Linked DNA regions of Homo sapiens: region 2 is linked to region 1. The links are chromatin loops, found by intact Hi-C in ENCODE. Cell type or tissue: heart right ventricle. All regions are shown on one strand. Each heading gives the region's core, and the rest is flanking DNA. Links, peaks and the distances in the headings are about the cores only. Region 1 overlaps SH3PXD2A (SH3 and PX domains 2A). Region 2 overlaps SH3PXD2A (SH3 and PX domains 2A).

Region 1 (15,776 bases), core at 4,067-12,066:
ACTTTCCAAGTAGGGCAGCATCTCCCAGAGATGGAAGGTTCAGGCTGTGTTATCAGCCAGACTTATTTGGGTTTGCGCCTTGGCCTGCCCCTTTACCAGCTGTGTGAACCTGAGTTACCCTCCAGGAGTCTCCACCTTCCCATCTGCAAAATGGCTGTACTCGCAGAGCCTGTCCCATAGAGCTGTTGTGGGATGTGAAGATGAGCCTCAGGAAAGCCTTGCCATCATGGCTGGAGCAGCGGTGAAGCATTATTATTATGAGATTGTTGGTGCTGCCTCTGGCATCCCTGGAGAGGGGAAGGGGCTCCGATCCTCCCTGTGAACAGAATGCATGCCCAGCCTGGATTAGGGGAACATTTTTCCCAGCCACAGAAGGGTCTTGGGTACCTCCAAGCTGCAGTAAATCAATGCTTTGGGGCTGGTGAGGAGACAGACCCCAAAGCCACCAGGGTTTGGCTCTATCTGCTAATTATGGAGCCTTGATCTGGTGCTCAGTAAACAAAGTGGCCGGTTCATCCACCCTGGCAGTCTTGTGCTCAGTGCTGGCTGAGGGGCTCGGGAAGAGCCCAGGAATGTGGTCCATTTAGGTATACCTTGTTCAAAAAGATTTTTTTTGTTTGTTTGTTTTTTGCCAAACAGGAAGAATGAGGCTGGTGTTTGGGCTGGAGCTAAGATGCTGGCAGAGGGTCTTTGGGTGGGTGACAAGCCAGGGCCATTCTTCCTGCTGAGACAGTCCCGGCAGCACCTCCCGAGGGCAGCCCTGGCGGAGGCCAGCCTGCCTTGCTCCCCAGGGAGACAGGCTTGGTTTTTTTCTGGGTTTCCCAGGGCTTCACTGCTCATCTTGGAACCTTTGAGGAGGAATCCCCAGTGGGAGGGTGGAGGGAAACCCCTCTGTGTGTGCCTGCCCCCACTCCATCCAGCAGTGCAACAGGGTGGGGACCAAGACAGAAGAGACTGGGGCCAGGCAGTCTGGCAAAGTGCCAATGTTTTAAGAAAACTGTGTAGGAGGACTCCAAAATGGGAGACTCTATCCATTGCTTTATATATATATTTGGTGCATATTGAGAAAAGTCTGCTGCTGCCTGAGTCTGGCAGTTGGGACAGTTTGGAATACCTGGGTTTCTTGGCTGTGTAGTCAAGAACCAGGGTGCGGGCTGGAGCCATGGGCCTGTGCCCTGGATGGGTGACAGAATCACCTGTGATCTGGGTTCACCTGCGAGCCAGATTAAAAATGCATCCAGATTCCTGTTCCCCAGCAGCCTCCTGAATCTGACTGTCTAGGGCAGGCTCCCTGTGTCTGGAGTTCAGATAGGCTTGATAAGTGAATCGGATGCAAAGCTGGACAGAACTGTGGAGTGCTGGGATAAGGAGACCCTAGGGCCTGAGGAGCTCCCTGTCACAGCTGCTGGTGATGCCTGCAGGTGACCTCAGTCCCAGCGGCCAAGGGCTTCTCTCACCTCTGCACTTTCTCCTCAGCTCAGGAAGGGCAAGAAGGAAGGAAGGAGCTTAGGGACAAACCTGACTTGCTCCTCCTGAGGCAGGGGAGGTTGGGGAGCAGGGGTCACCCCTCAGGCTGGGGGGACTCTCCGTAGGAACCAGTGTTGGCACGTGCTTTGTGTCAGGCCCTGCCCCATGTCCTTTCCATGATCACCCCTGAACTGCTTACAGCCCACCCTGGGATGTAGGCACCACCACTCTCCCCCATTTTTCAAAATTTATTTTTATTTTATATTTATTTTTTTAAGAGGTCTCACTGTGTCACAAGGCTGGAGTGCAGTGGTACAATCATAGCTCATTGCAGCCTCACCCCTGGGTTCAAGCAATCCTCTCAGCTCAGCTTCCTGAGTAGCTGGGAGTACAAGTGTGCACCACTGTGCTGGACTAATTTTTAAATTTTTTGTAGAGATGGGGGGTCTCGCTATGTTGCCTGGACTGGTCTCAAACTCTTGGCCTTAAGTGGTCCTCCTCCATTAGCCTCCTTAGTAGCTGGGATTAAAGGTGCAAGCCACAGCCCCCCAACATTCCCCCTTTTTTAAAAAAAAGAGATGAGGGTACTCAGGTCACATAGGATGTCAAGGTCTCACCACAGGTAGGTGGAGGAGCCAGGATTCAGACTGGGCAGTCTGGTGCTGGAATCCATGCGCTAAGCCGTTCCTCTCTGCTGCCACTTTGATGTGCTGCAGAGCCAGCCTGGGAAGCCCCACACCTCGAAGAGGAGAGGAGTCCTTTCCCTTCCTTGCCAAGAAGGCTTCAGCTACAGAGCAGAAGGGGCAGGTGGGGGCTGGGCATAGAGAGAAATGGTCAGTTTCTGTATGTTCGTTTCCTTGCTCTGCTCAGGAGTCTTGGATTCTCCCTGTGGTGTTCTCTCTCTGTCTCTCTTTCCTCAGTTTCTCTATTTCTCTCTGTCTGTCTGAGGTCTCTGAGCCCATCTCTGGCTGTGGCTGTGTTTGTTCCTGTGACCTTTCCCTGAGCCTCCGTCTACGCTCTTATGTCAGCCTCCCCGGAGGCTTTTTCTCTCGCCCTGATTCTGTCTTTGCCAGTCTCGTCTGCATGTCTCATCCCAGGATGCGGCCGCATCCCAAGCAGAAGTCTGGGAGAAGGGCAGGTGGAAGCCTGCTCTGGTCTGCATGGGAGTCTCCTGCTGGGATTAGTGAAGGCAGAAGCCCTTGCAGGGGAGGAAACCTGCTTCCCCTCCTCAGGAGACTGTGGGGATGGGGAGGCAGCTTTCCCGAGAGTGGCTCACGTACAGACGCGCCTTTTGGAATCAGGCGGCAGTCTTGGCACCTGATGGGGAGGCTGTCCTGCCTCCTGTGGGCAGCCGTGATGGCCAGCCATTGCTCTGTCCCCCTCCCAGAAGAGCAGTGACTGCTTCCTCCCTTCCCTGGGCCATGCTGTGCCCGGGGGCCCTATGAGTACAAGGGGCTGGCAGTGGCCTCAGCCCTCACTCAGGCTACCCCCGGAGAGTGGGGTTCAGAGTCCCTGTGAGTGGGGTTAGGGGCACGGAGGGCAGGAGTCTTGGGCCAGCTCTTCCCCTTATCTGACTGGACAGAGGGTCCCCGGGTCTCATCTGTCTGTTCCATTGCCTAATCCCTGCCCACCCCCATGCTAGCTGTTCCTCTAAGGCCACACCTGCCCCATTGCTGTTCCTGCTAGAAATAGCTGAGCAGTGGGCAGGTGCCCAGGAAAGGGAGTGGCTCTTGCAGGGACAGGCTGGCCCCCAAGCTGTCAGCGATCCAGGTCAGGTAGGTGTCAGGAACAGGCTTGGGGCAGGGCTTTGCTGGCCCTTGAATATCTTCTATCAGTGAACAGCCGTTTTCTCTGGTCCAAGCCTTTGCCATCAACTGGAAGGAAGGGTTGGGGGTGAGCACCTGATCACATTTGTTGAGCACCTGCTAAGGGCAAGTGTTGGTGTTCAGAGTGGGGCTGAGGGGCTGGAGACAGATGCAACCCGAGCTGACCTGCAGACTGGTTACCCGTCTAAGCAGACACGCCTAGTAGGCTGCCGCTCCCAGGTGTCTCTGCGTGTAAGCCACACATGTGCCTCCACCTCAGTGTGTTCCAAACCCAGCTGCCATCTGGACCCCTCCCCACATCCTCCCCACTCCCTTCTCCTTTTCCCCCTTCTCCCCTTCCTTCCTCCTTCTTACTTCTCCTCCTCCTCCCCTTTCTTTTCCTCTTCTTCCTCCTCCACCCCAGCAGACCCATCCTCCTGCCTCCTCACTGCACCCCCCGAGTTTTTACTGGGACTGTCCTGCCCTCCAGCCAGCCGCTGCCAGTGCTTCTCTGTGCTGCAGCTTCTCTCCAGTGTTTATTTGTAATTAGGAATGTTTTCAATCCTATAGAAAATGATATCACAGGCATGAGAGGACCGACTGCCCAGATTTAACACGTGAATATTTTGCCACATTTGCTTCAGATATGTCTCTTTTAAATAAATAAAATGGTGCAGATAGAAGAGGTGTCTGGTCAATGCTACATTCCCTTCCTCCTGCCTTGGGTCTGCGTGTAGGAGTGGAACTGGAGGTGGAGAAGGGCTGGGGTTCAGGTAGGCTGGGAAGGCGCTCCAGGCACGGGCATCCACGTGGGCAAGGTGTGGGACAGGACCGCCTTGGGCATGCACAGAGGCTTGGGCGACCCCTGCTTCTGTGACCTCTTGGGGTCTGAAGTCCAGGGAGGGCGGGACCTGGAAAAGGGCAGGCCTGCACACAGGTGCCCCAGCAACCCCCGAGCAGCCAGCATCTTCTCTCCCTGCACTTCCTCCTCCTCCTGCATCTCATTCCAGGTGGGCAGCTCCCCTGTTTGAAAGGAGCCCATCACCTGGGTCAGCAGCTGGGCTGCCACCTGGAGAAGTAGCCTGCAGCTGGGCACCAGGGTGGGCTTGGAAGACAGCAAGCTTTGCGGGGGGACTTTTCCTGTTGCATTCCCAGGTCCCTGGCAGGAGGCAGTTTTTCCCCCAAGGAGAGCCTCATTAGAAGGGCTGGCAGCAGAGCCTGGGAAGCACAGGCTGCCCCGGGCGGCTCGCCTCACTGCGGGGGCTGCTTTACAAGGCTTCCCTGGCAACACTGCCCGAGGTTTATTTTTAGCTCTAGGGATTCCTCTCTTTTTCCATCTGGGCTCCACCTTGTTCTCCCCTTTTCCCACTGTGAAGGAACACTGGGAAGTCCTTGGCTTAAGGAGATTCCAAAAAGAAGTTATAGGAGACGTCTATGGGCAAAATAAATGCCTGACCTCAGTGACCAGGGAGGAAGCCATCCAAGCAGCAGATGCCAGCTTTGACACCTTCAGACCTGTACGGGGCACACCTGTGCCTGGGTCAGCTGCTATGTGCATCTAAGATGCCAAAAGGGATTCAAACCCGGTTGGGACCACCCCACACCTGGCCAGTCATGTCCCATATCCAGCCCAATAGCAAGTCAGCTCGTCCTCAGCTCATCTTCTCAGACTCTGCCCCCCAGAGACAGCCCGGATCTGCCCTCTTCCTCTGCATCGACTCTGCCCCCACCGTGGTCCAGCCCCGCATCAACCTGTCACCTGGGCAACTGAGACAGCCTCCTCAGGGGTCTCCACATTCTCACGGTCACCTCCTCCATAATCCAGTCTTCCCACGAATCAGAGCCCTCCTAAAACATAAACCCTATCCTGGCAGACCATGGCCTTGAACCTTTCTGAAGACTCCCTTTCTTTTTGGAATGAACTCCAAACTCCTTGCCTGCCCCCAGGCCCTGGGTGATGGCCCTGCCTGCCCTTCCAGACCCATCTCTGTCACCCTCCTGTCACTTGTTCTCAGCACCCCAGCTCGCTCGCTTCACCTGCTCCTTGGGCACCAAGCGCAGTGCTGCCACCAGGCCTTTGTCCTTGCTGTTCCCTCTGCCTGCAGTCCCTTCCCTCAGGTCCCCAAGGAGCTGACTCCTGGGCACTCAGCCTCAGCTCACATGGCACCTCTCATAGAATCAGAGAGCCCCCCCCCCCAAGGCATGCATTCATTTCATGTACTCTTGGTCACTTTGTCACATTCTACTGTCTTCAAAACACTTATTACAACCTGTTATTATCTTTTTTTTTTTTTTTTTTTTTTGGAGAGATGGAGTCTCCCAGTGTTGCTCAGGCTGAACTCCTGGGCTCAAGCCATCCTCCCACCTCAGCCTCCCAAAGTCTGGGATTACAGGGATGAGCCACCATGCCCAGCCCATTGTCTTCTTAACTGTTGTTTACTATGTCATTCCCCACCTCCCTCCCCTTCTCCCCAGAATGTGAGCTTTCAGAGAGCAGGATCTTGCCTGCTCCATAGCTTCTGTTTTCCCGATGCCTAGAACAGTACCTGCCATATAGTGTGTGCTTGGGAAATCATTGTTGAATGAATAAATGAATGCATAGTGAGCTGCCGCTGGTTATGAAGGAATGGGAGAGAGAGGCCTGCTGTCCTCCTCCTCCGCTTTAAAGGCAAGTTTTATTTAGCTCCCATTCCTCCTCTTGTGTGCCCATCTTTGCCTATGGGCTAGATTTACTATTGGGATCTGCTTGTTAAGGATTAGATGAAATCTTTATGGCAGAGAACAATGAGGACTTCTCAAATTTTCATGTGCACATGAACTACTTAGCAATCTTGCTAAAAGATTCTGATTCAGCAGGTCCGCCTGGGGTTTGAGATTGTGCTTTTCCATCAAGCTCTGAGATGATGTCAGTGCCACAGTCTGCCTTGAGTAGCACCGGCGTGGAACATTGGGAGGATATGTTTGAAGTCCCTCTTCTCCATTCCTCTCTTATTCTTCTTTCGGTCCCAGTGTGATCTTTCCCTTGTTAGGTCATAGCCCTTCGTGACCAGGTGGGGATCTGATCTGGTGAACTTGGGCTTTGTGAGGAGCCCTGTTGCAGCACTTCCCAGAGGCTGCCCAGGAATGGCGTGGGCTGCTTCAGAGAGGCGGTGGGTTCCCATCGTTGGTTCCTCTGAGCTTGAGGGTCATGTGTCAGGCATGCTGATGTCCCTGTGGCAAGGAGGAGGCTCCTCCCTGCAATTCAGCTTTGTGTCTCTGTGTGCTTTCTACAAGCTTGTGAAACCAGGATCTTGAGGTGTGGCCCATTCACCTAGAGTGACTTTCAGAGGCCATCTGGCAAGTCCTCCACCCTTCTCAGTCCTTCCGGGGGAAAGCATGGCATTCTAACCACTGTGCATGTGGGTTTGATAGATACAGCTGTGGGAGAGGAGTGATGGTTTAGTTCCAGCAATAGTTGAGTCATGCAGGGAATGTAATGCCTGACTTGATTGGATCTAAGGATAGAACCGCAGGAGGAATCTACATTTTCTATTGCCTTCCCTCTTTTAGTTTGTTTCAATAGACCTTGATTGAGCTCCTCTGTATGAGTCAGGGCAGGCTAACTGCTGTATAACAAACTCAGTGACTCAACATATTTATTTTCTGCACAGGTCCCAGACCTAAACAAGTCACTAGAGGGCTCTGCTCCAGGCAGTCATTCAGGAACTCAGACTCCCCCAGCTGGTGACCCCATCCTGCGTGGAGTTTTGCATCTAGCCAGCAGGCAAAGGAAGAGAGAATATGAAGGACTGCAGGGAGATTCTGTGGGTTATGCCAAAGGGAAGGGTACATTACCCTGCTCATGTGCCACTGGTCAGGATTTAGTTCCATGATTGTACCTCCCAGCAAGGGAGGCTGGGAAATGTATTCTAGTCATAGGTCCAGGTATGTGTTGGATACCATGATGGACAGTGGAAATATCAAGGCACAGACATGACTTTCAAGAAGCTCACAGGCTTTTGGAAGGAAACAGTTTCACAAGCAAATCATTAAGTCCAGTATGGTAAGCATAGTTCTAGAAGTGTGACCGATCTGCAGGAGTGATGGGGAGGAGGGAGCTGTGGAACAGCAGGTTACACCTGTGGAGACCTCAGGCAGGCCAGGCAGTGTGCAGGGACGGACAAGCAAGGGTGGCAGGGCGTGTGACTAGAGAGGTCAGTTGAGCAGAGGTCATGAATAGGCTTGTGTCCCACAGGCAGCAGAGAGCCAACAAAGGGTGTGAAGCCGAAGATGAAATCTGCAGAGTGGGGAGCAAGTTGCAGCAACATTAGAGACTGGTTCAAACTTAGCACTCTCCTTGCCTGGACCTGCAGAGAGGTTTCACATGTATCTTGGTTTCTCATGCCAGGAAATTTCTAACAGAGGAGGAAGGGGTGGCAGTGGGGAGGTGACTCTCCAAGTCACCTGGTGCAGGCAGTGCTTCTGGCTGGAGTTTGCTGCGCCTGCCTGACCTTTGAGGGTTCCACTCAGCAACACAGGGCCTGGATGGTGGCTTCCAGTGTCTTCAAGGATGCTTTCATTGCCCTCTCCTGAGTTCTAGGATGGCCCAGCCACTCTTATTTCCTGGGAAGGCCAAAGAGGCTGGTGCTGGTTCACAGCCCCAGGGCTCCATATTAACCAGGCAAGGCTACAGGGAGGAGCTGAACTCTGCCCGCTTGACCCCAGCCTTCTGCAGTAGCCTACTCTTTCGCTTTTCCTTTTGACAAGACTTTGGAGGAAGAAGGTTCTGAGACCTATGGGCACCTTGACCCATTTGGAATAGAGAAAAAAGTGGGGAATGGAGATGCTTGGGGAAGGGAAGGAGAAAGGCAAGGATGTTAGACTGTCATTTAGAAGTGTTCCGCTTGGCTTCCCTTTCCAGGAAGCCCATCAGGGTTGCACACTGGGGGCCTGCTCTGGAATCTCCTTGCCTTGAGCAGCAGCCTGGGCCCAGGCCCGCTGAGGGTCTGTTTTGGCTTCATCTTTGCCAAAAAGTGCTCTCTTTGTCCCAGATTTCAGTCTGAATTTGATCCCGTAGTGGCCAGGGCACTTGGGGTACCACAGTTCTAGGCCATTTGGAGGATGAGAAGAATCAAGAACAATTGGGGCTAGGGGTGTGGTTCAGCCGGGAAAAGGTTAAAGCCGTTTGCCTTCCTTCCCCTTCCCCCTTCTTCAGGGCCTCCTCCTATTTTGGATAGTCCTTGCAGTTTGTGTGAGAGAGAAAAGTGTCAGGCAGCTTTGGGGAGAATTTCAAAAACCTGTGAGTGGTCTCTGGCAAGGCTAGGGGATGGCTAGAGACCCCCAGGAGGAAACAGAGTGACCACAGCCAGGAACCTGCCAGAAAACACCTCAAATCTGGGCAGACTTCCTTCTCTGCGGAGTGTCACCACCGGCGCCCTGGGCTGGTGCCAGGATTCCTCTGGCTGGCTGTCTCACACACAGATGTTTCTTGCACCACTCTCCGTCCTCTGTACTGGCCAGATGTGTCTTCCTAGAATTCCACTTTCACAGTGTTCCTTCGCTGCTCAGCAGCCTCAGGGGCTCCCTATTGCCTGGAGGAGGAAGTCCGAGTTCTTCCTCTGTTTCAGATGACCCCTGCAGCCCTGCCCCTCACACTGCCCCATGTATACCCTCCCTGCTCCAGCACCAGGCTCCCCCAGCTCCCACACTTCCTAGGGACCAAAGGGAGGGAAGTTCACAAGCAGCCGGGGCTGGCACACGGGGGTATCAGGAGGATGCTGGGGTGTAGCTCCCATCCATAGTAAGAAGCCGGCCCCGCACGGCGCCTCATGCCAGGCGGGTGGATCGCTTGAGGTCAGGATTTCGAGACCAGCCCGGCCAACATGAGGAAACCCCGTCTCTACTAAAATACCAAAATTAGCTGGGCGTGGTGGCAGGTGCCTGTAATCCCAGCCACTCGGGAGGCTGAGGCAGGAGAATCGCTTGAACCTGGGAGGCAGAGATTGCAGTGAGCCGGGATCGTGTCAGTACACTCCAGCCTGGGCGACGGAGCAAGACTCCATCTCAAAAACAAAAACATAAACATAGTAAGAAGCCATGCCTCAGGTTCTGTGACTCCTGGGGAGACACTATTCCTTCTGCCAGGAGCCAGGCTCAGAGCTGGCCACTTGCAGAATCTCTTATCTGACTCCTTTTGTCACTAGCTCCCCAGGTGCTCTGCTGCCCTGGCCTCATGCTCTTCCCTCTTGGCCAAGGGGAGCTGAAGTCACCTGAGCTATCTGTGTTGGGACAAAGCTCAACAGCCTTAGGATGAGAAAGGGTGTGAAATTATAGGTGAAAAACCCAAAAGGCCTTACAGCTGTTGGAAGTTAGGGTTAGATGGGCTTGGCAGGTGGCCCTGAGCAGCTCCCTGAAAGCAGAAAGGGCTGGAGGAGGGCATCAGAGATCAGGGAAACACCACCGGAGTCTCTTTACCTTCAAACTGGCGACCCCATTCATCTAGCACTCACGGTAAGGCCAGCACACCTGCTCACCTGTATTCTCATTTCATCCGCACAGTGCCATGGGGCGCTGTTTCTACTCCCATTTTACAGATGAGAAAATGGGGTCACAAAGAGATTAAGTGACTTGGCCAAGGTCATGTAGCTAGGAAAGAATAAGCTGGAGTTCTGACTTCAGCCCTCAAGCATTCCACTACTGACTAGAACACTAATAATGGTAAAACAGTGCCAAGGGAGGTGCCTCCTTCTGGGGGTTTCCTCTGTGCCTGGCCTGTGTTAAAGCGCTCTACCTATTCATTTCCCCCCGCCTTTTTTTTCTGGAGACGGAGTCTCGCTCTATCGCCCAGGCTGGAGTGCAGTGGCACGATCTCGGTTCACTGCAAACTCCGCCTCCCGGATTCACGCCATTTCCTGCCTCAGCCTCCCGAGTAGCTGGGACTACAGGCATCCGCCACCGTGCCCAGCTAATTTTTTTTTTTAATTTTTAGTAGAGACGGGGTTTCACCATGTTAGCCAGGATGGTCTCGATCTCCTGACCTCGTGATCCTCCTGCCTCGGCTTTCCAAAGTGCTGGGATTACAGGCGTGAGTCACTGCGCCCAGCCCATTTTCCCTTTTTAACTTCAGCCACCATGGAGGGGAAAAACAGGCATGGTCCTATTTTACAGATGAGTAGACTGAGGCTCAGAGAAGTTATGTGGGAATGATGACTCCTGGCATTTGGCAGCACTTGCTTGCATCTTCTCCTTGGATCCTCACAACACGTGTGGAGACAGGCAGGTCCAGCATTTCACAGATAAGGCTGTGGTTACCCAGAGAGGCCAAGCCATTTGCCCCAGTTGCCCAGCAACTTCTTGCAGGCTAGAACTGGAATCCTCCTCTGTTGACTCCAACCTAGTGCTCTTTCTCTCCTGCACAAAGGCCATGGGTCAGCAGGTGGGGGTCTGTGGAATGAGGCCACTGGGGTAGGTTTGGGGACAGGCATCGGTACTTGGGCACCTTTTGGGCATCAGAGAGAGGCTTTCTGTGGCTTGAGGATTTCCCCTGGGATTGCATCCTCCAGCACATCTTTGCTTAATTCACCCTGTGTATATCTCACTGCAGGTGTCGGGCTATCCGCCCAGGCCTAGCATGTTAAATGTCACGTCCTGGCCAGCCCCCACCCACGGAATGAGCTGCTGGGAAAGCCAGAGGCCTCCTCCCCAACCCTGGCCCACGCACGCCAGCTGGGCAGCTCCCCTGGGGCCTCTAGATGCCCAGAGCCAAGCTGGCCCAGGCCAAGACGCCTCCCAGACCCATCCACCCCTCTCAGTCTCCCTGCCGCCTCCCTGACCTCAGGGTTGTAGTTTCCTAAGCACTTTCCCTGGCATGAGGGACGCAGCCTGGTGTCATAACAAGAGTAATGGTGACAGGGGTGATAAGAATAGCCGGTGTGTATGGAGCACTTACTCAGTGCCAGGCTCTGTGCCAAGCACTTTACCTACATTATCTCATTTAATCCTCTCACCCACCTGACCAGTCAGGTTTTGTCCCTGTTCCCATTTCACAGATGAGGAAACTGATTTGAATGCAGAGCTGCCTAGCTATTCACGATTTATTTTTCTTCACATTTTCTAAAATGTTGTGCAAGCACCACTGTGATTCAGGAAGAGACTCTTCATAGTATACGGACAGATATTTATCTTTTAATGGTTATGTTTTGTTTTAATGTGTTAATGGTATGGGTTGAAGTTTTTATGTATTCCTCCCAAAATTCATATATTGAAGTCCTAGCCTCTGGTACCTCAGAATGTGACCTTATTTGGGAACAGGGTCATCAAGATGTAATTAGTTGAGATCATCCGGGAGTAGGGTGGCTCCTAATCTAACATGACTGGTGTCCCTGTGAAAGGGGGAAATTTAGACAGACACACACGCAGGGAGAGCATCATGTGGAGATGAAGGCAGAGATCAAGGTTCTCCTTTTTACAAACCAAGGAATGCCATAGATGACTTACATCCCTGAAGCTAGGGGACAGGCATGGGACAGACCCTCTCTCACAGCCCTCAGAGGGAACCAACCTGCCCATACCTTGATATTGGACTTCTAGCCTCCAGGACTGTGAGACAATCAAACTCTGCTAAGACACCTAGTTTGTGGTACTTTGTTACAGTGGCCCTAGCAAACTAAATAGTTAGAATACACACACACACACACACACACACACACACACACAGACACACACACGCATGCACACACTTTTTTTTTTTTTTTTTTGAGACAGTGGTGTCTAGCTCTGTCACCCAGGCTGGAGTGCAGTGGCATGATCATGGCTCACTGCAGCCTCAACCTCCTGGGCTCAATTAATCCTCCCTCCCCAGTGTCCCAAGTAGCTGAGACCACAGGTGCACAGCACCACACCCAGCTAATTTTTAAATCTATATATTCTGTAGAGGTGGAGTCTCACCATGTTGCCCAGGCTGGTCTGAAACTCCTGGGCTTAAGCAATCCTCCTGCCTTGGCCTCCCAGAGTGCTGGAATTACAGGCATGAGCCACGGTGTCCGGCTATACACTTATGATTTGAAGACAGAGAAAGGGGCCATGAGCCAGATAATATAGGTGGCCTCTTGAAGCTAAAAAAGGCAAGGAAACAGATGCTCCCCTAGAGCCCAGGGATGGAAATGGCTCTGCTTTCCCCAACCCAGATGCTGTAGACAGCAGCTTAGTGAGTGTGTGTTATTATCGAGCAGGCATCTGAGACCTCCCACCTGCCAGTCCCCATCCCAGAGACTCCAGCCACATGTAGTGCCGTCCTTGAGCTGGGTTCTGAAAATGACTTCTCCATCTCGTCACACTGCTGGTGATGCTTTAGGGCACCCTAATTACCCCTGAGAGTGGCACATCAGGCATCTGCCCTCATCCAGCCCTGGTGCCAGCTGTGTGGTCATCCTCAAGTCGCTGGAATAAATGATCAGGAGCCTCCACCCCGGATCCCAGCACTTTCTCTGACATACGGCAGCATTTCATGGAATCCGTGAGCAAGGCAAATCACTCCCATCCCACTGCTTCCTGTAGCAATCCTGACAGGCCCACTGCCGAGCATAAGTCCCTGCCATTCCTCCCCCTGGAAGGCCTTCCTCCCATTTCCCAGCTCTCTATTCAAGGCCTGGCTCTGATGTCTCTTCTGAGACATCCTTTTGCTCACTCCAGCCACACTGATCTTGTCCTTTCCTAAACTCCCATCGCCTGGCTTTTCATACCACTCAGCAGGTTGACACCCACTTAATGCTGCTAGTTAAGTCCCTTGTACCCATGTGGGTGTCCCAGCTCCCACTCGGATCACAGACCATGACTGACACTCCTGAAACCTGCTGATGTGGTAAAGGCCTGGTTGGGAAGGGACTTGAAGTAGTGAAGGCTTGCATGTTTTCCAGAAAATGGTCAAAGAAGACTTCTTTGACTTGTTAAGGAACTTTAGAACCTGGAATGGGCTCCCTGTCAAAGTTGGGGTGTGTTCTAGCACCGTGCTTCCTCAGCGTGGCATGAGCCATGTCCCAGCTAAAAGCATCCCAACTCCTTGCCAGGGTGGACAGGTCCTCTCTCTCTCCTCTCGCTCTCTCCCTGGCTGTTCCTTCAGGCCTATCTGGGGGGCCACTAGTATGGAAATGGTAGAAGAGTCACTTAACTTGAATATAGATCATTAGAAATGATCAAATCTGCATAACACTCCAGGCGTCCAGCTGGGACACCGGAAGGGCGGCACTTTAGCAGCAAGGACCTAAGTAAGACCCTAAAGTAAGGCCTACTGTAAACTCACCCTAATCAAACCCAAGAATAAGTCCTAACAATATCCACAGAGGAGACAGAATTTGGAGGTTGAGTCACATCAAGTTAGAGGTACTTGGAAAATACCTAGGACTTTCCATAGATCCCCCCTAAGAAAGCATAAAACTCTGCCTACGTAAGTTTGAGGTGATTAACCATTACTTGAATTGGCTACTAGAACAAAAATCAACACTTTTCAGAGAAAAATAACAGAATCCAGAGTCTCTACAGCATATTAGCCACAATGACAAGTATAAAATGAAACATTACTAAGTGGTCAAAGAAATAAGAAAATATGACCCATAGGTGTAAAAAAGTACTAGAAACTAACACAGAGATGGCCCAGATGTTGAACGACTTTCAAACAGTTAAATAACTAAAGGAAAATATGGATTTAATGATTAAGCAGATAGTAGAGAAATGGAAACTATAAAAAATAGAGTCAAATAGAAATTTTGAAACTTAAAAGTGCCATAATTGAAATGAAAATTTCACTGGATGAGCTTAACCGCTAGTATGGAAATGGCAGAAGGATCACTTAACTTGAATATAGATCATTAGAAATGATCCAATCCGTATAACAGAGAAAACAGAATGAAGAAACACACGCACAGTCCCAGAAACATGTAGTACAATATGCAGTCTTCTGACTTACATGTAACAATAGTCCCAGAAATAGAAGAAAATTATAATGGAGTAGAAACAAAACTTTTTTTTAAATGGCCACAAATTTTCCAAATATTGTGAAAATTATCAACTTACAGATTCAAGAAGCCCTGTGAACTCCCAAAGAGAATAAATATAAAGAAAATGGCTAGGCATGATGGTTCATGCCTGTAATCCCAGCACTTTGGGAGGCCAGGACAGGAGGACCACTTGAGGCCAGGAGTTCAAGATCAGCCAGGGCAACATAGTGAGACCCTGTCTCTAAAAGAAAAAAAGACAATTAACTGGGTGGTGCACACCTGTAATCCCAGCTACTCAGGAGGCTGAAGTGGGAGGATCACTTGAGCCCAGAAAGTCAAGGCTGCAGTGAGCTGGGATTGTGCCACTGCACTCCAGCCTAGGAAACAAAAGCTCGACCCTGTCTCAAAGAAAGAAAAGAAGGCTGGGCACAGTAGCTCACACCTGTAATCCCAGTACTTTGGGAGGCTGAGGCAGGCAGATCACTTGAGCTCAGGAATTCAAGACCAGCCTGACCAACATGGTGAAACCCCGTCTCTACTAAAAATACAAAATATTAGCCGGGCATGGTGGCACACACCTGTAATCCCAGCTACTCAAGAGGCTGAGGCAGAAGAATCGCTTGAACCTGGGAGGAGGGGGTTGCAGTGAGCCGAGATTGCACCACTGCACTGCAGCCTGGGCAACAGAGCGAGACTCCGTCTCAAAAAAAAAAAAAAGAAAGAAAGAAAAGAGAAGAAAAACCACACTTATCATTATTGTCCCTCTCTTCTTCTGTGATGCTCGCTGATGTGTCCCCTGCATGTAACACAGGGGACTGCTTAGTCCTCAGCTAAGTAGAATGAACAAATGAATTCTGAGGTTTCCCGCAATCTTGCATGGTCCCCACAGAGACTGGGTGGCCTTGTCTCTTTTTTTCTCTTTTTTTTTTTTTTTTTGAGACAGAGTTTCACTCTTGACACACAGGCTGGAGTGCAATGGTGAGATCTCAGCTCACTGCAACCCCCGCCTGCCAGGCTCAAGCGATTCACCTGCCTCAGCCTCCTGAGTAGCTGCGATTATAGGCGCCCGCCACCACGCCCAGCTAATTTTTGTATTTTCAGTAGAGATAGGGTTTCACCATGTGGTCAGGTTGGTCTCGAACCCCTGACCTCAGGTGATCCACCCCGCCTTGGCCTTCCAAAGTGCCGGGATTACAGGCGTGAGCCACCGCGCCCGGCTGTCCTTGTCTCTTTTTAAGGGGAATTTCTGGGTCAGGAAAGCCACCAGCTTTTTGTAGTAATGCACCCTTTTTTCTTGAGCTAGATAGAAAGGGCACAAGGATGAAGGTTTGAGGATTGGGGCCTGAAAGCTTGAGTCTCTGGGAGCTCCACCCTCTGGGAGGGGCGAGGAGCCGGCCTCTTGGGTTACAGATGTGCCCCAGCTGGGCTCGCCCGTCCTCCCCTCTCCCCTGCGTGGATTGCTGCGGAGCCCTGCCCTGGGAGAGCTGCCGAATCAGCTTTCTCTGGCTGGAGCCAGCGCGTGGAGCCCAGCTGT
Region 2 (15,776 bases), core at 4,580-12,579, 59 kb before region 1:
ACTCTTTAGTTGGCCAGCTGGGTCCCACCCCTCCTGTTTACAGCTCTCACTCCTAGGGGTCTGGCTTCCCCATAAAAAGTTGATTGCACCCAGGCTCCTGGGGAGGAAGGGTTGAGGAGGAGGAGGAGGAGGAGAGGGAGCAGCAGGAAGTGAGGTGTCAGCTGCTTTGGGTCTTAACTAGCTTGGGAGGGCCTGATGCAGCAGCGTTTCAGGTGGAGTAATTTCCATCCACACTCCCCCAGTGGCAAGAGCGAGAATGCGCCCATCCTCGTAGGTTCTGGGGGCCAATACCTCACAGTCTGAGGGGAGCCCAGCATGTCTGTGTCTTCTGAACCATCTACACTAATGTTGCCTTCTACTTCAGGATCTCTCTGAACTTGTTTTAGTTGGTTTTTTTTTTTTTTGAGTTGGGGTCTCGCTCTGTCACCCAGGCTGGAGTGCAGTGGTGCGATCTCGGTTCACTGCAGCCTCCGCCTCCCGGGTTCAAGCGATTCTCGTGCCTTAGCCTCCCAAGTAGCTGGGATTACAGGCATGCACCACCACACGCAGCTAATTTTTGTATTCTTAGTAGAGGTGGGGTTTTGCCATGTTGGCCAGGCTGGTCTCGAACTCCTGACCTCAGGTGATCCACTCGCCTCAGCCTCCCAAAGTGCTGGGATTACAAGTGTGACCCGCTGCGCCTGGCCTGAACTTGTTTTAGTTTTAAATGCAGTGCTTCAGCTGGGCATGGTGGCTCATGACTGTAATCCCAGTGCTTCAAAAGGCCAAAGTGGGGAGGATCACCTGAGGCCAGGAGCTCAGACCAGCCTGGACAATGTAGCAAGACCCCATCTCTACAAAAAAATTAAAAAATAAGCCAGAATAAGCCAGGTGTGGAGGCATGCGCCTGTAGTTCCAGTTACTCAGTCGGCTGAGATGGGAGGATGGCTGGAGCCCAGGAGGTTGAGCCTGCAGTAAACCGTGATCACACCACTGCACTCCAGCCTGGGTGACAGAGTGAGACCCTGTCTCAAAAAAAAAAAAAATTCTAAAAAGCTAGGCATCGTGATGAACACCTGTAGTCTAGCTACCCGGGAGGCTGAAGTGGGAAGATCACTTGAGCCCAGGAATTGGAGGCTGCAGTGAGCTATGATTATGCCACTGCATTCCAGCCTCGGCAACAGCAAGACCCTGTCTCTAAAAACAAATAAGTAAATGCAATGCTTCAAACTACCTCTTCATTTATTTGACCTCTACCACACTCCCAGATAGTCTAGTAAACCTTATTCTTAGGGAAAATGTAACAATAAAAATAACAGCTGACCTTTCTAAATGTTTTCTATGTGCTAAGCATCTCATATGGATGTTCTCAGAACAGCCCCACGCAGCATGTAGCTCCCACCAGCATCCATACTGTACAGGTGACAGCACAAAGGCTCAGAGAGCTCAAATGAATTGCCAGATGCCACGCAGCTGATGAGCTGCATGTGGAGAGGCCTGCACTGACCCAGGTCTGCTGGCTCCAAAGCCTGCCCTGTCCCCACAGAGACCGCTTAATGACACATTACACACCCAGGATGCCTGGGCTCCATGGTTCCACCTTAGGCCTAGTTGGTTGGCTCCTCAAGCCGTGAGATCTTCCACATGTCACCTCCCCCTTCTAGAACTACATTTGCCCATCTAGAAAATGGTGCAACTGTTTCTTTTCAGGCTTGCCTTGCAGAGCGGAGGGCAGGTATAACAGCTGCTTTGGAAAGCACTGAGCCCAGAGATGATAGCTGTGTGAGGAGGTCCCTTGATCCCCCAGTCTGGGTTCTTAATTATCTAGGGCAGGGATGCTATACAAAGTGAGTTGTTCCTGACCCCAGGGAATTTTTAAACAAGGTTCACCTGCCCAGCCACCTCTCCTGAGAAGCCTCATAGACAGAGTCGACTCAGGAGTACTTAGGCTCTTAGTGAAGATCTCTTCTAGAAAACGGCCTCTGGTTTTCCTTCTTTCCAAACCAATCATTTTTTTGTGAACAGGAAAAGACAGAGTTATTCCCAGTCCCATCTCTCCCTGCTGTTACCTGAGCGGAGGAAGTGATATCTAAGTGGCTGAGTTAGCAAAGGGGAAACAGCTGTGGTTTCTGCCACTCCACTGGGCTGCTTTCTCTGTCCCTGTGCTGTCATTTCCCTTTGGCTGGCGAGGAAGCCACCCTCCCCAAGCCTGGGCGGAGGCCCATGGCTGGGTCGGGGTAGACTCTGTGTGTGTGTGTCAATGCAGCATAAATTATGCAGTGGGGCGGGTGGGACAATTTAGCCTGTTTCTGGGATCCCTGGAGCATGAACTTTAGACCTGTTGGAAACTGATCACTCTTACCTGATCTGACCACAACTTCAGGGAGTCAGGAATGGAAGTAATGCCCCATGTTGAGAATGAACTTGCAGGGTGTACCAGGTGGGGTAGGGATTGATGGAGTGTGGGCTGGTTTGCACTTTTGCCTATCACTGTGTGGTCCCTGATGGAGAACCTACGTTGTTTTCCTTTTTTGAGGCGTACTCTCACTAAAGGAGACCTTGGCACGTATTGTATCACCATCATCATCATAGAGCTGTTACAGGAAAGGGGTCCCGATCCAGACCCCCAGAGAGGGTTCTTGGATCTCCAGCAAGAAAGAATTCAGGGCAAGTCCATAGAGTAAAGTGAAGGCAAGTTTATTAAGAAAGTAAAGGAATAAAAGAATGGCTGCTCCATAGACAGAGCAGCCCCGAGGGCCACTGGTTACCCATTTTTATGGTTATTTCCTGATGATATGCTAAACCAGGGGTGTATTATTCATGCTTCCTCTTGTGAGACCATATAGGGTAACTTCCTGACATTGCCATGGCATTTGTAAACTGTCATGGTGCTGGTGGGAGTATAGCAGTCAGGATGACCAGAGGTCACTCTCGTTGCCATCTTGGTTTTGGTGGGTTTTAGCCGTCTTCTTTACTGCATGCTGTTTTCCCTTTTTTTCTTTTTCTTTTTCTTTTTTCTTTTTTTTTTTTTTTGAGATGAAGTCTCGCTCTGTCGTCCAGGCTGGAGTGCAGAGGCGCAATCTTGGCTCACTGCAACGTCCACTTCCTGGGTTCAAGTGATTCTCGTGCCTCGGCTTCCCGAGTAGCTGGTATTACAGGCGCACACCACCATGCCCGGCTAATTTTTTGTTTTTTTTTTTTTGGTGGAGATGGGGTTTCACAGTGTTGGCCAGGCTGATCTCGAACTCCTGACCTCAGGTGATCTGCCTGGCTCAGCCTCCCAAAGTTCTGGGATTACAGGTGTGAGCCACCACGCCCAGCCTACTGCATACTATTTTATCAGCAAGGTCTTTATGACCTGTATCTTCTGCTGACCTCCTGTCTCATTCTGTGACTTAGAATGGCTAAACATCTGGGAATGCAGCCCAGTAGGTTTCAGCCTTGTTTTACCCAGCCCTTATTCAAGATGGAGTTGCTCTGGTTCACATGCCTCTGACACAGCTACCACATATTGAATTCCCATTTTGTGCCAGGCATTGCATGGCCTTTGATTTATAACCTCTGGCCCCAGGGTGGCCATGAAGGTATGCATTTTTAACCCCATTTGACTCATATGGAACCTGAGGTTTGGAGAGTGCAGGTAGCATTGTTAAGAAAGCACAAACCCAGGCAGATGTGACCTCCCTCCCCTTCCCCAGCCTGCGCCTGGTTCTACACCATCACTGTGTCTTACACACTTGGTCCCTTTTCAGGGCACCCAGGGCTACAGGGGCTTCTGTGAGAAGGTGCTCCTCATGGGGAACTTGCCCTGGTTGCTTTTGCCCATCTAAGTGTTCAGAGCATATAGGGATTGTCCCTGTCCTTTGAAGTGACTGCTTTGTAAACTCTTTCATGATAGGCCCAATTCTGACCCAGCGTTATCCCATTTCCTGATGGCCCAGACCCAAAAGGCTATTTTAAGGGACTTGCCTGTGTGGGAGAATTTCTCTCTGTAACAACAGAGGAGGAGGCCTGGCCGGCCTGGCATGGGGCTGGCAGTGGAGCTCCGAGAGGGTGAAACTCTGTCCTGAATTCTGCCTCCTGGGCTGGAACAGATTAGTTGAGCCCTCAGCGCAGTGCCTGGCACCCAGAAGGGATAGAATCACTTCTTGATGAGTGTGAGATTCCCAGAGGTGGCAGCCCAGGGATTTCTGCTGGTCAGAGCCTCAGTGGGCTGGCAAACTGATGCTTCTCTTGCAGAGTTAAGGTCCGTAATAGAACAATGTCTGCACTTTGGTCTCAAGCTGGGATTAATTACTGACTTTAGTCATCACTCATTGGCAACTTGAAGCAAGCAGCCTCATGTTTTTTGTTATTTCTGAACGTGGCAGCTCCCAGGCAGGGGAAGTGGGGATGTCAGGTTAGAGAATGTATGGGTGGAGTCCATTTTAGATGCAGGCACTTGTCTCATTTAATCCCCACAGCAAACCCTGGTCATCATCTGTGTTTTATAGGGGAGGAAACTGAGGCTCAGGGAGGTGCAGCATCTTGCCCCATCACTGGCAGCAACAGTGGGAGCCAGGGTTGCATCCCAGATCTCTTCAGGAACAAAGCCCGACGGCTTTATCTGACAGCTTCCCTAGGGGATGGGGAGCTAGGGAGCTCGTCACATAGGTCCTGGATAAAACCCCAAAGGGCTGAATTAAACCCCAGGTCACCTGCCCATGTGACCCTCCCTCTGAGCCCCTCCCTGAAAACATGATGTGGTTGGAGCGGATGTTAAGATATGATAACAAGCTTGCTATAGGAACAGATCTGTGCCAAGGTCTGGCCTCTATTTGCAGGTTCAAATTTGTATTCCCCTTGAACTCTTGCCCAGGGCCACTTTTGAAGGCCTGGCCCTTCAGAGGGTTCAGCTGCCAGTCTCCACATCCTCCTCTTGGGGATGGTGGATAGCATGGCACTGTGGTAGGGAGCATGGAGGAGTTTAAGTTCCTGGTATTTTCAGCCCCATGCTTGCTTAGGCAAAACCAGGCTCTGGAAACCAGAGTAAGCACTAAGAGAGGGACTTGGGTGCCAGCAGTTGGAAGTTGAGGGCAAGAGGATAGGGGCAGAGCATCGGCAGCTGCTGTCATGGGCTGTGGCTCTGAAGCTGGCTATGAATCACAGCCCTGCCACTCATTAGCTTGTTTCACTTGGCCAAGTTTCTTCACCTCCTGGGCCTCAGTTTCCTAAGTAAAATGGGTATAATAATACTACTACCTAACCCATATGGTTGTTACTCATATGATAACTGTTCCATAAACGGCACTATTGCTATCACCAGCGTTATCATCCTTCTTGATTTTGCTCAGTTTCTGCCATCTCCTGGAAGCTTCCCTGACCTCTCATCTTAAAATGACATTTCCAGTCTACGAATTTTTATAATGTTAACTGTTTTACCTCTCATTTAACACTTACCAAGAATGACCTTGGATTGTTCAGCCTTTGGCAAGCTGATACTTACTCATATTCATTCATTCATTGTTTCATTCAGTCAATATTTGAATGTTTACTATGTGTCAAGCGCTGGGAACACAGCAGGGCAGATAAAAATCCCTGCCCGTTTAGAGCTTACATTCTGGTGTGGGAAAGGAAACAATAAACAAACAAATGACACCCTGTCATTTGCAGCAACGTGGATGGAACTGGAGGTCATTATGTTAAGTGAAATAAGCCAGGTGCGGAAAGACGGAAAGACGAATATTGCTGTCCTCACTCATAGGTGAGAGCTAAAAAGAGTAGATCTCACAGAGGTAGTGAAGAGTAGAATGGCGGCTACCAGAGGCCAGGTGGGAGGAATAAAGAGAGGTTGATTAATGAATACAAAAATACAGTTGGGTAGAAATAATACGTTTTAGTATTTGATAGTACAGTAAGGAAATTGTAGTTAACAATAATCTATTGCATATTTTACAGTAACTAGAAGAACTGGAATGTTCCCAGTACAAATAAAAGATAAGTGTTTGAGGTGATGGATATCCCCATGACCCCGATTTGATTATTACACATTGTATACAGGTATCAAATTATCACAGGTACCCCCAAAATTTGTATAACTATTATATATCATTTAAAAATAAGAATACAATAACAAAATAGGTCAAAAACATAGTGTATGAGATGGGGGTTGAATGGCGTAGGGAAAACTAAAGCCAGGTGAGGGAGACAGGCATGTTGGTGATGGTGGGAGTTGCTGTGCTTTTTTTTTTTTTTTTTTTGAGACGGAGTCTCGCTCTGTCGCCCAGGCTGCAGTGTAGTGGTGCGATCTCGGCTCACTGCAAGCTCCACCTCCCGGGTTCACGCCATTCTCCTGCCTCAGCCTCCCGAGTAGCTGGGACTACAGGCACCCGCCACCACACCCAGCTAATTTTTTTGTATTTTTAGTGGAGACAGGATTTCACCATGTTGGCCAGGATGGTCTTGATCTCCTGACCTCGTGATCCACCCGTCTCGGCCTCCCAGAGTGCTGGGATTACAGGCGTGAGCCACTGCACCCGGCCTTGCTGTGCTATTTTATAGAGGGTGGCCAAGGACAGCCCCACTGTAGAGGTGGCTTTTGAGTAAGACTTGAGGGAGGTGAGGAAGTGAGCCCTGTGGCTATCTGGGGGAAAGTGGTTGAGGGAGAGGGAACAACAGGTGCCAAGGCCCCGAGGTGGCTGGTGTGGCCTGAGTGGAGTGAGAGAGGGGAGAGCAGCAGGTCATGGGGTCAGATAGGGAAAAGGGTCACGTTGAGCCTTGTATCCCTCCCCACCCTGCACAGCATGCTCTGCTCAGCAGTGAGGCCTCATGATGACCTAATGGAGACTGAAACTGGCCAAAACACTGCCAGAGAGGTGGCTTCAAGGACTGCTTGGGGTTTGACCCTGACCCCCTTTAAAAGAGACCTCCTGGGGAAACACAGTCTCCATCAGCAGCGTCATGGGTAGGAACTCCAGGGCCCCAAAGGCAGGGTACACACCAGGAAGCTTCACTGGCTGAACATTATTTTTGTGCCTACTGTGTGCAAGGTGCTGTGTTGAAAGCAGTGCTCCAGCTGGGAGCCAGGAGGCAGGTAGGGGCGTGAATTCCTGCAAAAGCAGCGACCACATCCTTTCATCTTTAACGCCCCCTCCTCATGCTAGCAGAGGGTCTGGATCATGGTGCGTCCTGGATCAGTGTGATAAATCCCTGGACAAAGGCTTCATTCTACTAAAGCCCCTTCCCCTCCGACCTCATACTCCTATTTTTACTGAAGCTTCTAACTTACAGTTGCTGAAGTTAGTTGTTAGAAACTCAAAACACATGTTCCTATCAGTATTGTATCGTAAATGGTGTTAAGATTCTCAAGTCAGCCCACCAAAACTTTTCTCATCCTCAGAGTAGATTTGTATCCCTGACAACCAGATATCTCTAGTTCACCTACAGCATAGGCTAACCTGGGAGCCTAAATGCTGTGTGTAACATCCAGGGAAACTGTCTTCCATTGTTCACAGTGAGAAGGAAACCCTAAGGCTACATAACAATAACAACCGTAACAACAGCAGCATGAACGATGTGCCCGCCACTAAGCACATCACTCATTTAATCCTTGCAACAGACTATGAGAAAAGCACTATTATGGTCCTTCCATTACTCAGAGAGAACAGAGGCAGAGAGAGATGCATGAGATGCATTTACCAATGGTCACAAGCTAGGAAGGGGCAGAGCCGGGTTCAGAGCCAGGCAGCGGGACTCCAGAGTCCTTCGCGAAACCTCTTGTTTCCTGGCCTTCCGGGAATCCCGCCAGCCAGCCTTGCTGCAGCCCAGGGTGGCTGTCTGTAGACCTTACGTTCAGGACACTTGTCATTAGGTGTTAACAAGTGTCAGGGTGAGGGAACAAAAGCCACGGGTGGCCAGTATGAGCAGTTTCTCTTTCTTCTCCCAGACAGGAAAAACCATTTGTTTCTGGAACCTGACACTGCAGGGGGTGGGCTTGGTGTATGTGGCCGCCTTCCTGGGCCATTTACAAGTGCAGCACATGGGTCTGGGGAGGGGGCTGGGCCGGGGTGGCGATGTGTTTATTGGTGGAAGCTAGATTAGGGTGTCTGGCAAGATGTTTTTGACACCTAGACCATTCCACTCAGTGAAACCCAACAGGTGGCCAGGCTGTTGCTTTAGCTGGAAGCGGGGCAACCTCCCCGCCCTGCCCTGTTCAGTTTATTGTTGGAATGAGATGGGTCCTAACCAGTCCTTCCTCTCTTCCCTGGCCCCAAAATAAACAGCAGCTGTTGTTGGCGCCATCATTTCTGCCTCTGCCAGTCTGTCAGCAGCGCTGGGCTCTTGCCTGGCCTTGCCCTTTTTGATTTGATGGCACTGGGCGTTGGGAGCCCTTTACCTTTGCCCTACGGAGCCTGCCCTGCTGACCAGCTGGTGTGCCCTAACATGCCCTCTCCCAGGCCTGGTGGCTGCCCACTGGCACTGTCCTCTCCGGCCCTGTAGTGAGGCATGTGTGCATGGCGGTTGCAAACTCGGACTCCAGAATCTGACATCCATTTGCCCCCTGGTTCGGCTGCTTAGTTGGTGACTTTGGGGAGGTAGTTTAATGCTGAGCCTCAATTTCCTTCTCTGTAAGGGCAGCTGTTAGTATCTGTATCATGGGATGTTGTGGAGATTATGTTGAGGCAGCCAGTGGGAGGCCGACTGCCTGACGGGAATCCCAGCCTTGCCACTCAGGGGCTGCGTGGCCTCTGGGGAGGGGCTGCGTGGCCTTGGGGGTGGGGCTGTGTGGGCTTGGGGGAGGGGCTGTGTGGCCTTGGGGGAGGGGCTGCAGCTTTCTGCACCTCGGTTTTCTCATCTGTAAAACGTTGATAATAAAAGCATCTCTCAGGCTGGTGATGAGGATGGCACGGGTTAATTAACGTAAAACAGAAAACACTCAAAACACTGCCAGGCACAGAGCAAGAGCTCAGTGACTGGAATAGCATATGCTCTCCGTCAGAGAAGGCGGAGCATCCCCTGAAAGAATCCTTCGCATGTGCATGTTCAGAGCTGACACAATTGCTGTTCTCCTGACCTGACTTTTGGGTCTGTACTACCGAGCTAATTTGCTTGGCCTCGTGTCGAACCTGTGATTAGAACTTCCACTTCAGGGTGTAGGGGTGTTGGTGGAACTAGTGATGAAGGAGGCTGGAGGCATGAAAAAAGAGAGTTGGGATTTCTATTCTACTTGCTAGTGGTTCTGCTGATGTAATGTAAGAAATGGAAAGAAGATTATGTCCACAGCCAAGGGCCGCCTTCAGAGCTGGTGAGCAGATCCCACGCGGGGTTGACCATTTATCTGTGCTGATGTGCACGCCCCAAGACGTTCTTCTAGGTCTGTATGTATGTTGATGTTCTGGACACCCTCCCTGTGGGCTGGCAGCTGGGGCCAGCTCATTTTGGCCTCTTCCTGGCTCTGTGCTCTGGGAAACTCTTGCTGTCTTTGGCTTTTCCTTGCTTTTTCTCTCCATTTTGGAAAGATTGTACTGGGAACCCCCATTAGAACATCCAAATGGAAAAATCTTTATTCTCAAAAAGAAAAAAAAGTCATTGGCCCTGATTGTGTTGGGCCACAGTGCCAGATGCCGCCGTGGGCACACCGATGCCTGGTAAAGATCCCCCACTTAGGACCGAGCTGTTACACGGTCTCCCCAGGAGCCTGGTCCTGTAGGAGAGGTGGCTGCCTGTGCTGTTTTGCCTCCCTGGCCTTTGGCAGTCCTTGTCCAAGGAGAGAGGGCAATGGTAGCTCCATTCCCAACATTTGGGGTGCTGCCTTCTGACACATTAGTGAAGAGAATGGTCTGAACCTTAGAGAGGAAAGCAGCAAAGTAGTTCAGAGAGGGGGTTCTGAAACCAGACTGCCTGAGTTCAAATTTCAGCTGTGCCATTTATTGCTGTGTGGCCTTGGGTGAGTCACTTACCCCCTCAGTGCTTGGATTTCCTCTTCCGTTAATATGAGGATAATAGTACCTTCCCCATAGGGTCGTTAGGAGGATTAAATGCCGATGATGGCAAAAGCCCTGCTAAGGTGCCTGGTGCAGAGTTAGTGCTCCATGTTGCTGCCATGATTTGCACCCACACCGCAGGTGAGTCTGCTTCCCATCAGCCCAGAGCCCCTGGGGCCTGACAGGTATATATTTAGAGCCCTTGAGAGGGCCACATGGTGTTTGTGACAGAGGTGTCTTGGATGGAACCTGTGGCATGTTCTAGAGGAAGGGCGAGTGTAAAGATTCAGGCCAGCAGGGGATTTCCTAGCTGAGTTCTGTGAGGAGTCCTTCACCCTGGGGGCTCAGTTTCCGCAGCTAACCATGCCCATGCCTCCCTTGTTGGTTGGCTGCAGAATCAGAGACACCATGAGGCATCCGGTAGTCACTTTCCTTCACGGTGGCTGTTCAAACAGCTGTGAGGCTTGGCGAGGGCCCCAAGAGGCGGCTCAGTGGGCTCTGGCCTTTCCCACTCTTTCCTGCACTCTCCTCTCGAGAGCAGCCCTGAGTTGTGCAGGGCTGTGGGTGCAGCAGGTGACGGTGTCTTCTGCAGGTACTGTGTGTGTCCTAGTTTGCAGAGCTCCTCACATCCACAACTTCTCTGAGGGGTGCTGCTGGGAAGTGCTACAGTTCTCCTGCCTATTTCACAGACAAGGAAAGGCTCAGAGAGGGTCCGTGACTCCTGGAAATATGGTGGGCACTGTTGATGCCTGCCCCACGTCCCCTGGGCTCACCTGAGTTCACCTGCAGTGCCCCAGCTGTGGCATCCAGCACACTGACAGCTCCCCACCTCACCTGTCTGTGTGAGCACTCCCTCCTGGGCCATGGCCCCAGGGAAGCTTGCTCTGCCCAAGTGGGTGCACCTGAGAAAGACTTGGGGAAGGTAGGGGGCTAATTGTCATCCCTGGAACCCACCCTCAAGTGGTGGGGAATGGGAGTTATCAGCCTGGATCCAAGGCCTTGTCTTAGGGTCGGCTTCAGGAAGAACCCAACTAGGATAGCAAACTTCTCCTGCTAGCAAGTGGTAGAGCTAGGACTGAAAACCTCTGTCTGGGACTCCCAGGTCCCCACACCAGGCTGCCTGTCCGGTGGTGCCTGTCTGGAGGTTTATGGGTTTCTCGTTAGAGAGGAGTCAGATAAGAAACTTGTTTGATGAGGTCTTCTTGATAATAAGAGGGCAATTTCCTGAGTAGGTAAAAGAATAGAGGGCTGAAGAATACTTGATAAGTACAACAGCTTCTAGGGGCCCACCAGGGAGGAGCTCAGTCAGTGCAAACACGATAGGCGGGCCTTGGAAACAAGGGAACCCGGCCTTATGTAGACTTGCCTCAGGAAACAAACGAGAGACTTAGGGATAATAGAAATCTAATATCTTCATCCGTCACTCATCAGGCTGGGAGGAGCAGCATCAGTAAGTGTCTAAGGAAACGGAGAGGGGCTGCCGGCTCCTGTGCCCAGGTGCAAGGTGACATATATGAGCAAGACGCTCTGCTTGTTTGTAGTAAAATTCCCTCTGTAAAATCGGGCTAGTTGGCAGAGCATTGGACATTATGAACATGAAAGCTTCTTGTGATGGTGTTTCAAATTGTGGAGACACTAGTGTGTTTTTAGAGATGGTGAGAACATCTTTAAGAAAACAAAGGGAGAAAAGAAGGGGTGTGTGTGTGTGTGTGTGTGTGTACATGTCTGTGAGTGTGGAGTGTGTGTGCACTCGTGTGTTGGGGAATGTTGCATGTGTATGGACATGTCTGTGTGGGGGTTTGAGTGTGGACTGTGTGTGTTGGATGTGTTGTGTGTGTATGGATGTGTCTGTATATGAGTTTGAAGGTGGAATGTGTGTATTGGGGGATGTGCTGTGTGTGTATGGATGTGTCTGTGTGTGAGTTTGTGGAGTGTGTGTGTTAGGGGATGTGTTATGTGTGTATGGATGTGTCTGTGTGTGGGTTTGAGTGTGGAATGTGTGTGTTGGGGATGTATTGTGTGTGTATGGACATGTCTGTGTGTAGCTGTGAGTGCAGTGTGTGTGTGCATGTGTGTGCTGGAGGATGTGTGTGTGTGTAATAAAAGCTGTTGGCATATTCCTGGGGCAATCTTTTATCCTTGAGAGCCCCCTATGATCAGGCTAGGGGGTCCAAGAATACTTAGATTTTAGTATAAAAGGGTCTCATAGATCTTTGCATATACTTACAATAACCACCTTTGATCTTTTCCTCCATTGCCTCTTTGGTGCCAGGCAGGTGCCCATAGACCTCATTTCATGCTCTCAAAAGAGACTGTGTTTCTCCCCTTTATAGATAAGGGGCCTGAGAATCAGAAAGGCTGAGTCACTCACTCAAGGTAACACAACTAGGAAGACGCGGTACTGGGATTTGACCAGCCTTTAGTCCATCCTTTGCTGGTTCCTCGTCCAGTGAAGGGGGAGCTTGGTGAGATTCAGCCAAGCCTTTGCTCATGCTGAAAGGGGCCTCCCTCTCCACTTGGGGCACTTGCTCTAGAAACGTGATTTCTGGCTTCAGTGAAGGCCAAGGAGGAAGTATAGGGAGCAGAAGGCTCTGAGGCCTGGCTGCATGAACTATAGAGTGGTGCAGGTGTGCTGTGAGGACCTGCTTCAGGGAAAAGTTGTTGTGACCCAGAGGAGGGTAGAGCTGCACGGGAGACTGGAAAATCAGCGAAGACTTGGTGAGGGGTTGGGGGGGCGGCCAAAAGACCAGGACGTCCTTGAGTTCACCCCCCTGGGCCTCCAGGAGAAGAGACTGTAGAAAATTCTAGCTGGGTAAAGAACTTTATGTCTAGTTTTCATACCCTGTGAGCATCTGTCAACCTGTTTGTTTACATGGTCTGATTTCTCCACCGTGTGGAGATTCCATATCCAGGTGTGTGAGGATGGGGCAATGCAGATCCATCGTTGTCTGCTAAGCGATTTCACTTCGAATAAGGGAATGGCAGAGAAACAGACCTTCCCAGTCTGGATTCCTGGAAGGGATCGCGGGTGGACATTTCGTCATTGTGAGTTCTTGGCAGACAGAGGCAATGGGGCCACCCGAGTTGCCTGGCTGCTCCCACCCCTGCGAGCTCACGTCAGAGCAGTGGGAAATCCCACGGAAGCTGCAATCCCAGATGCAAGTCTGCATGGGGCATTTGGGATTTACTCCCAGCCTGGGCCTTTCGTACCCTTTGGTTTCCAGAGCTGCTGGGAGAGGGCTTCCTGGTACCTAGCCAGCTTGTGACTCCAAACAACTGCTTGAAAGCAGACAGCTTCTGCCAGTGTCCCCAAGAACCTTAAAGGGCCACCTCTGCCCCACCTGTGTGCTCCAACATCAGCCAAGTCTGGGAGGCAGGCAGACTCATTCAAGGCAGCCTGAGCAGCACAAATGTTGAAAAATTATCCTGCAATAAATTCCCAGGCCCAGAACTATTAAGATAAGTGTGAACCTACTACAGCATTAACTTGCATGTTGGTTCAGCTGTCTACTGACTTAGATTAGGTTGTAGCGGCCCACATAGTGGTTACAGGCCGCAGGGCTGCTTGAGAGAGTTGGAGTTCACCACCGGCCATGTGACTTTGGGCAAATTACTTAATCTGCCTGGGCCTCAGTTTCTTCATCTTTAAAATGAGGATGATAAAGTAGCACCAACTCCTAGAGTTGGTGGCTGGCATAAAAGCAACGTTAATGGTAAAAATACCAGAGACAGCAGGTGCTTGGCATCCCCACTGTGCTCCCTGAGTGGTGGCCCATGCCGAAGCAGTTGGCTCCCTCCCTTTTTGGAACAGCTTTATTGAGATATAATTCCCATACCATAGGACCAATTCACTTAAAGAGTATGATTCCAGAGTTTTTAGTATATTCAGAGTTGCACAGCCACCACAGTCAATTTCAGAACATTTTCATGTCCACCAAAGAAACCCTGTACCCTTTAGCCATCACCTGTGACCACCACCCTAGGCAGCTATGAACCTGCTTTCTGTCCCTGTGGACTGGCTTGTTCTGGACATTTCATATAATGGAGTCATACACTACCTGGTCTCTTGTGACTGGCTTCTTTCACCAGCATAACATTTTCATCTACCATCAGCCCCTTCATTGGCTCGTAGGGTGAGCTGGATTCCTTCCATGTGGTGGCCGAGGGGTCCTGGACACAGCCACTCCCCATGGCCCTTGCAGGGCTGGCCTCTGCTCCTGAGTTCAGGTTCCATGAGAGCATTTCCTCTTGCCACCTTGCAGAGTGTGTGGATTTTCTCCCCTGCCCCAGCACCTTAAAGCTGGCCAGAGCTGGGTCTTTCAGGAAGTGTTGAACTCTCCTGCAGTTTATTCCCATTGCTTCCTCTGGCCTGGTTAGAGACGTGGGGGAGGGGTGGAAACTGGGCAGAGCCTTTACTGATCTGTTCCCCAGGGACTCTCTTTCCGGGAGGGGGAGGGGAGAGACAGACAAAAAAGCATCTTTATTTGTTTTTAATGTTGACTAACTCCCCAGCCCTCTTACCAAGTTCTGGTGAAAGTTGCTGGGTTCCTGGTCACGCTGTCCTCCCTCAAAACACAGGGTCATAGGACTTCTCTCTTGGGGGCAGCTAATAGGGAAGTGGCCAAGTGTTCCACACACAAGAGTCAGGCTGCATTTCTTTTCCTCTAGCAAAGGAGATCCAGTGCAAAACCAGTGAATCGTTAGGAGGCGTTCAGTTGCAAGCAACAAAATCCCAGCTGAAACAATCTCAAGCCATGTGGAAATTTATCATCTCACTTTCAAGAAAGTTCGGGTAGATAATAAGGAATTATAACTTTTAAAAAAAGATTCCTCTGTTAATGAACATTTAGACTGTCTCTAACTTTTTCGCCACTTCAAACAATGCTGCTCTAAACATCCATATATAAATATAAATATATAGATATAAATATATATATATATGTCTTTGGGAACTTGAGCTACTATTTTTGTAGGATAAATTATTGAAGTGACATTAATAAATAAGACAGGTTAGGATTTATGTCAGATGGGTCAGTTCACATTTAATCTGTTGTCCTATACCATCTGTATCTAAATCCATCAAATGAGAAGTGATGTTTACAGTGAAGACCATTGTGGATCCCTCATACCTATGGAATCACTTCATGGACATTGTATTATTTTGCATTTTTTCCCACTTATGGCTGGGCAGCAGGCTAAAATAATGCTTAGATGGAAAAGACGTAACATAAAGGGCTTCCTGGTTAACCACCAGATATTTAGAATATTCTATACCCTTGAGTGCCATAGTTAGCAATTTTGTTCAAGAGAGTTTGTGATTCTCTGTTAGAAAGTACAGGATGAAAAGCCTAATAATGCTAAGTGTTGGTGAGAATATGGGGAAGTGGGAACACTTACGTAGAATTTTAAGTGGTGTAACCACTTTGGAAAACAATGTGGCAATATCTAGTAATTTGAAGGTGTGCTTATCATGTGACCTGGTGGTTCTACTTCTATTTTTTTTTCTTTTTATTATACTTGAAGTTCTAGGGTACATGTGCACAATGTGCAGGTTTGTTACACATGTATACATGTACCATGTTGGTGTGCTGCACCCATTAACTCGTCATTTACATTAGGTATATCTCCTAATGCTTTCCCTCCCCCACCCTGCCCCAGTGTGTGTGTGATGTTCCCCTTCCTGTGTCCAAGTGTTCTCATTGTTCAATTCCCACCTATGAGTAAGAACATGCGATGTTTGGTTTTTTGTCCTTGCGATAGTTTGCTGAGAATGATGGTTTCTAGCTTCATCCATGTCCCTACAAAGGACATGAACTCATCCTTTTTTATGGCTGC

The links. Hi-C counts contacts between places; a loop is a spot of excess contacts. Peaks named below come from ENCODE experiments on the same cell type or tissue, not always from the same donor. Only the 100,000 strongest peaks of a DNase experiment are listed, where the experiment ranks them.
Region 2: it touches region 1 in a loop (2.8-fold over the local background); 36 of 110 quality-filtered maps call a loop at or near these places.

Annotation. Positions count from the first base shown.
Region 1 is chr10:103,772,627-103,788,402 of GRCh38, reverse strand. All of the region lies in intron 2 of SH3PXD2A (SH3 and PX domains 2A), which reads left to right. Among named protein-coding and RNA genes, the nearest start is that of SH3PXD2A-AS1, 34 kb to the right of the region's middle. RefSeq lists enhancers at 2,867-3,368, 8,443-8,942. In heart right ventricle, for the core only: a CTCF peak has its summit at 6,941 (motif pointing right); DNase peaks (open chromatin) are centred at 8,702 and 10,942; H3K27ac peaks cover 2,348 bases.
Region 2 is chr10:103,832,567-103,848,342 of GRCh38, reverse strand. The region is part of intron 1 of SH3PXD2A (SH3 and PX domains 2A); the gene reads left to right. Among named protein-coding and RNA genes, the nearest start is that of SH3PXD2A, 15 kb to the left of the region's middle. RefSeq lists enhancers at 12,576-13,131, 13,132-13,688. In heart right ventricle, for the core only: no CTCF peak of the experiment used is centred there; a DNase peak (open chromatin) is centred at 7,768; H3K27ac peaks cover 5,861 bases.